Regions from separate parts of the Homo sapiens genome. Here region 2 is linked to region 1. Evidence: read pairs that join two places in POLR2A ChIA-PET (ENCODE). Cell type or tissue: K562. All regions are shown on one strand. Each heading gives the region's core, and the rest is flanking DNA. Links, peaks and the distances in the headings are about the cores only.

Region 1 (2,910 bases), core at 318-2,817:
GGTCTCGAACTCCTGACTTAGTGATCCACCCGCCTCGGCCTCCCAAAGTGCTTGGATTACAGGCGTGAGCCACCTTGCCTGGCCAGCATGTACATTCTTATATTTATCTCATTCCAGCCCTCACAACTCAGAACAGGTGTCAGAGACGTTTGAACCAGAGCAACTCCATCTTGAATAAGTTCTGGGTAAAATAAGGCCGAGACCTAATGGGCTGCATTCCCAGACGATTACGCATTCTAAGTCACAGGATGAGATAGGAAGTCAGCACAAGATACAGGTCATAAAGACCTTGCTGATAAAAGAGTTTTCAGTAAAGAAGTTGGCCAAAACTCACCAATACCAAGATGGCAATGAGAGTCATCCTAAAAATTAGCCGGGCGTGGTTGCGGGTGCCTGTAGTCCCAGCTACTCGGGAGGCTGAGGCAGGAGAATGGCGTGAACCTGGGAGGCACAGCTTGCAGTGAGCTGAGATTGTGCCACTGCACTCCATCCTGGGCAACAGAGCAAGACTCTCTTTCAAAAAAAAAAAAAAAAAAAAAAACCATAAAAATGGACAACCAGCAGCCTTCCTGGCTGCTCTACCTGTGGAGTAACTATTCTTTTGTTTCTTTACTTTCTGCTCTGTCACCCAGGCTAGAGTGCAGTGGCGAAATCTTGGCTCACTGCCAGCTCCGCCTCCCGGGGTCATGCCATTCTCCTGCCTCAGCCTCCCGAGTAGCTGGGACTACAGGCGCCCACCACCACGCCCGACTGATTTTTTGTATTTTTAGTAGAGATGGAGTTTCACCATGTTAGCCAGGATGGTCTCGATCTCCTGACCTCGTGATCCACCCACCTCGGCCTCCCAAAGCGCTGGGATTACAGGCCGGAGCCACCGCGCCCAGCGTGTTTTTTACTTTCTTAATAAACTTGCTTTCACTTTATGGACTTGCTCTGAACTCTTCTTCATAATATCCAAGAAACCTCTCTTGGGGTCTGGACTGGGACACCTTTCCAGTAACACAAGTGCTATTAATCCCTTTTTTGTTTTTTTGAGAAGCAGTTTCACTCGTTTTGTCCAGGCTGGAGTGCAATGGCGCGATCTTGGTTTACTGCAACCTCTGCCTTCTGGGTTCAAGCGATTCTCCTGCCTCAGCCTTGTGAGTAGCTGGGTTACAGGCGTATCACCACGCCCAGCTAATTTTTATATTTTTGGTAGAGATGGGGTTTCCCCATGTTAGTGAGGCTGGTGTCAAACTCCTGACCTTCTGATCCGCCCACCTCTGCCTCCCAAAGTGCTGGGATTACAGGCGTGAGCCACCGTGCCAGCCTGCAATCCCATTTTATAGATAAGAAAATTGAGGCTCAAGGGCATAAATGATGTACCAGTGTCTTATATTGGGAAAAGGCAAAACCAGAACTTAGGTCTTTTGACTTCTAGTCTATTGTAGCATTGCCTCACCAAGCTATCTTCTATTAGACTGCAAGGAAATAAGTACAACCTGAAAATGTAAGCCAAAAGACCATGCGAGTCAAGTCCAAACCCCTCATTTAACATACAAGTATGTGATTGCTTTCTAAATAAGTCTGATAATAAAATGGACTATCACTTTGATGACTTGTATATTGAGCCAAGCCGTTTACATCCATGAGGTCACTTAGTCCCCAAAACTCCACAGACCCCCAGGTACTATTGTGTGTTTATTTCAGAAAGGTGAAAACTAGTGCTTAGAAAAGGTAAGGGTCGAGATTCCAATCCAAATTTATCCCATGAGAGTCTGAGCTAGCAACCACTATACTCCACTACCTCCTAGTTGATAATTATATGGTTTCTGAGGAGGGCGTGCTCACTGGCTAGATTGGTCTGATTTTTTTTTCTTTTAAGATTTTGGAAATATAGGCTCAGCCTTTAAGAGTGGGAAGATTGGGCCGGGCGCAGTGGCTCACGCCTGTAATCCTAGCACTTTGGGAGGCCGAGGTGGGCGGATCACGAGGTCAGGAGATCGAGACCATCCTGGCTAACATGGTGAAACCCCGTCTCTACTAAAAAAAATACAAAAAAATTAGCCGGGCGTGGTGGCAGGCGCCTGTAGTCCCAGCTACTCAGGAGGCTGAGGCATGGGAATGGCATGAACGTGGGAGGTGGAGCTTGCAGTGAGCCGAGATTGTGCCACTGCACTCCAGCCTGGGCGACAGAGCGAGACTCTATCTCAAAAAAAAAAAAAAAAAAAAAAAAAAAGAATGGGAAGATTGGCCAGGTGCGGTGGCTCATGCTGTAATCCCAGCACTTTGGTAGGCCGAGGTGGGCGGATCACGAGGTCAGGAGATCTAGACCATCCTGGCTAACACGGTGAAACCCCATCTCTACTAAAAATACAAAAATTAGCCAGGCATGGTGGTGGGCGCCTGTAGTCCCAGCTACTTGGGAGGCTGAGGCAGGAGAATGGCGTGAACCCGGGAGGCGGAGCTTGCAGTGAACCGAGATTATGCCACCGCACTCCAGCCTGGGCGACAGAGCGAGACTCTGTCTCAAAAAAACGAAAACAACAACAACAAAAAAAGAAAGAATGGGAAGATTGGCTGGGCGTGCGGTGGTTCACACCTGTAATCCCAGCACTTTGGGAAGCCAAGGTGGGTGGATCACGAGGTCAGGAGATTGAGACCATGCTGGCTAACATGGTGAAACTCCATCTCTACTAATAAACTACAAAAAATTAGCCGGGCATGATGGCACGCACCTGTAGTCCTAGCTACTCGGGAGGCTGAGGCAGGAGAATCGCTTGAACCCGGGAGGTGGAGGCTGCAAGTGAGCAGAGATCGCGCCACCACTGCACTCCAGCCTGGGCGACAGAGCAAGACTCTGTCTCAAAAAAAAAAAAAAAAAGCTAAGATTTTGGCTAGATGCGGTGGCTTACACCTGTAATCCCAGCA
Region 2 (2,910 bases), core at 1-2,500, 110 kb before region 1:
TATATCCAAAGGTCCGCCCCAACCTAAGGGAAGAGAAAACAGCCCTGAGTTTCCTGGAGGAAATTCCCAAGTCAATGTGCTCCCTCTTTACAAGGAAATAGGGGCAGAGAGAGCAAGTTCCAGCCTCAAAGAAAGAAGGATTAACGGATAGTGAATATGCTGCTACATCTTTCTTACGAGGCCTGCCCACCCTTACAAAGGAACTACATCCTTAACCCACAGGTAGTTTTCAGCGTGGCAGTAGCTCACACTGTTTCTTGCGGCAGAGGGCCCTGGGCTCCTCCTGGAGACTCTACCACCAGCGGTAGTGGGCCAGGGCACGGTTGGCCTCTGCCATCTTGTGCAAGTCATGCTTCCTCTTGATCACGGGGCCCTGGTTATGGAAAGCCTCCAGCAGCTTGTGTGACAGCTTCTCCGGCATCAGTGTCCGCTGGTGCTTTTTATCCCGGCACTCAGTGATCATCCACTTCATGGCTAGGAAGCGGCGACGCCGGTCGGGTAGGGGTACAGGGACCTGGGTGAGACAGGACATAGGCAAGTTGGTCCAAGAGTCTGCCAGGGTTTGGGGCCTCCTGCCTCCCTGAATTCTAAGGAGTAGCCACATGTTCCCTCTGGACCAGCCCTGGTCAGGCCTGGGGAGAAGGGCCTGTCTTTTCTTCGAGCTTCCCTCACCTTCAGGTGACCCCAGTGTAGCAGACATAAGAGGCGTTCATTCAGCAAATACTAATTAAGCACTGGCCTCTCCCGGCACTGTGGTTCACACCTGTAATCCCAGCACTTTGGGAGGCTGAGGCAGGAGGATCGCTTGAGCCCAGGAGTTCAAGACCAGCCTCGTCAATATAACAAGACCCTGTCTCCATATATTAAAAAAAAAAGAAGGCCAGGCACGATGGTTCACGCCTGTAATTCCAGCACTTTGGGAGGCTGAGGCAGGTGGATTACCTGAGGTCAGGATTTCGACACCAGCCTGGCCAATGTGGTGAAACCTCGTCTCTACTAAAATGCAAAAATTAGCTGGGCGTGGTGGCAGGCGCCTGTAATCCCAGCTACTTGGGAGGCTGAGGTAGAAATGCTTGAACCCAGGAGACGGAGGTTGCAGTGAGCCAAGAATGCACCACTGCACTCCAGCCTGGGCAACAGAGCGAGACTTCGTCTCAAAAAAAAAGAAAAAGAAAAAGAAGAAAAGCACTGGCCATTTTCCCTCCTAAATGGTAGTCCTACCAAGTTGTTATAAGAACCAAATAGGAAAAGCCCCATTAGCTGGGGTGACTAATCCACCTCAGACCATAGGTACCTAAAAACAAGACCCCTTCAGTCTTCAGACACAGCAAAACCCTGTCTCTACTAAAAATACAAAAAAATTAGCTGGGCATGGTGGCGGCCACCTGTAATCCCAGCTACTTGGGGTGGGCAGGGACTGAGACAGGAGAATCTCTTGAACCCGGGAGGCGGAGGCTGCAGTGAGCCGAGAGCTGAGATTACAGCACTGCACTCCAGTCTGGGCAACAAAAGCGAAACTCCATCTCAAAAAAAAAAAAAAAAGTTAAAAACAAAAAGACCCTATACAAACAGTTAAAGAAAACCAAAAACAAGACCCCGTGTCCAAAAATCATTTGTCAGGCCCTCACTATGCGTCAGTACCATGCCAGACACGAGAGTGCAGACAATAATGAAGTCCCTACCCCATGGAGTTGATATTGAAAAAGGAGAACACAAGAAAACTCAGGACAATAAAATATAATTAAATGCTATGAAAGAGATACCTAGTACTGTTCAGCAAACACTGATGAAGCATCAGTTATCGGTCAAGCACTATGCCAAACACTGGCATACAAAGACAGGATATGAATAGTCCCTCGCCATGAGAATTTTACAGGTTAGGACACACAGGATGCTTGACAGAAGAAGGCGAAGGGAGGTGGGCTCCCAGATGTCACTTAGATACTTCTTCACTCTCTTCCACCTTCTGCCTATAATTTTTACGCTACAGGACTCAGATGAGTGGACCGTAACAGTCTCAATTCTTTTTTTTTTTTTTTTTTTGAGATGGCGTCTTGCTCTGTTGCCAGGCTGGAGTGCGGTGGTGTGCTCTCGGCTCACTGCAACCTCTGCATCCTGGGTTCAAGCGATTCTCCTGCTTCAGCCTCCCAAGTAGCTGGGACTACTGGTATGTGCCACCACACCTGGCTAATTTTGTATTGTTAGTAGAAACAGGGTTTCTCCTTGTTGATCTCGAACTCCCCACCTCAGGTAATCCATCCACCTCGGCCTCCCAAAGTGCTGGGATTACAGGTGTGAGCCACCGTGCCCAGCCGTTTTTTTTTTTTTTTTTTCTGAGACAAGGTTTCTCTCTCTTGCCCAGGCTGGAATGCAGGGGCGTAATCATAACTCACTGCAGCCTTGACCTCCTGGACTCAAGTGATCCTCCTACCTCAGCCTCCTGAGTAGTTGGGAGCACAGATGCACACCACCACACCTGGCTAATTTTTTTGTTTTTTTTGTAGAGACGGGATCTCCCTATGTTGCCCTGCTGTCTCTTAACTCCTGAGCTCAAGCTATCCTGCATTAGGCTCCCAAAGTGCTGAGATTACAGGTGCAATCCCACTGCACCAGCTAGAAAGCTATCAATCTTGACCCAACTCCCAAGCACCACCTATCTTGTTTCACATGTGGAGGGCCCTGCTTTCTTGCCCTGGCCATTCATTCACCTGGTAGAAACGGCCTCCCTTGAGGATGGGTACCAGCCCAATCATAGGCTCACAGTTTTTCAGTGCTTGATGGAAGATGGTGTAGGGGTTGCGTTCGATGGTTGCCTGTTCCTCTGCAGAAGCGGCATGGTACTTCTCAAACTGCTTCCTTTTCACAGCTTCCAGAGTCTGCAAAAGAATATGGTGGAAGAGGCTGCCCCAG

The links. Peaks named below come from ENCODE experiments on the same cell type or tissue, not always from the same donor. Only the 100,000 strongest peaks of a DNase experiment are listed, where the experiment ranks them.
Region 2: POLR2A ChIA-PET joins it to region 1 with 23 read pairs; 9 of 35 experiments call an interaction of 5 or more read pairs at or near these places.

Annotation. Positions count from the first base shown.
Region 1 is chr17:75,155,939-75,158,848 of GRCh38, reverse strand. No RefSeq gene overlaps it. Among named protein-coding and RNA genes, the nearest start is that of JPT1, 2.9 kb to the right of the region's middle. In K562, for the core only: no CTCF peak of the experiment used is centred there; no DNase peak of the experiment used is centred there.
Region 2 is chr17:75,263,306-75,266,215 of GRCh38, reverse strand. MRPS7 (mitochondrial ribosomal protein S7) reads right to left here. Exons shown (of 5, transcript NM_015971.4): 4 at 2,709-2,876; 5 at 1-514. The coding sequence ends at 293. Among named protein-coding and RNA genes, the nearest start is that of MRPS7, 2.9 kb to the right of the region's middle. In K562, for the core only: no CTCF peak of the experiment used is centred there; no DNase peak of the experiment used is centred there.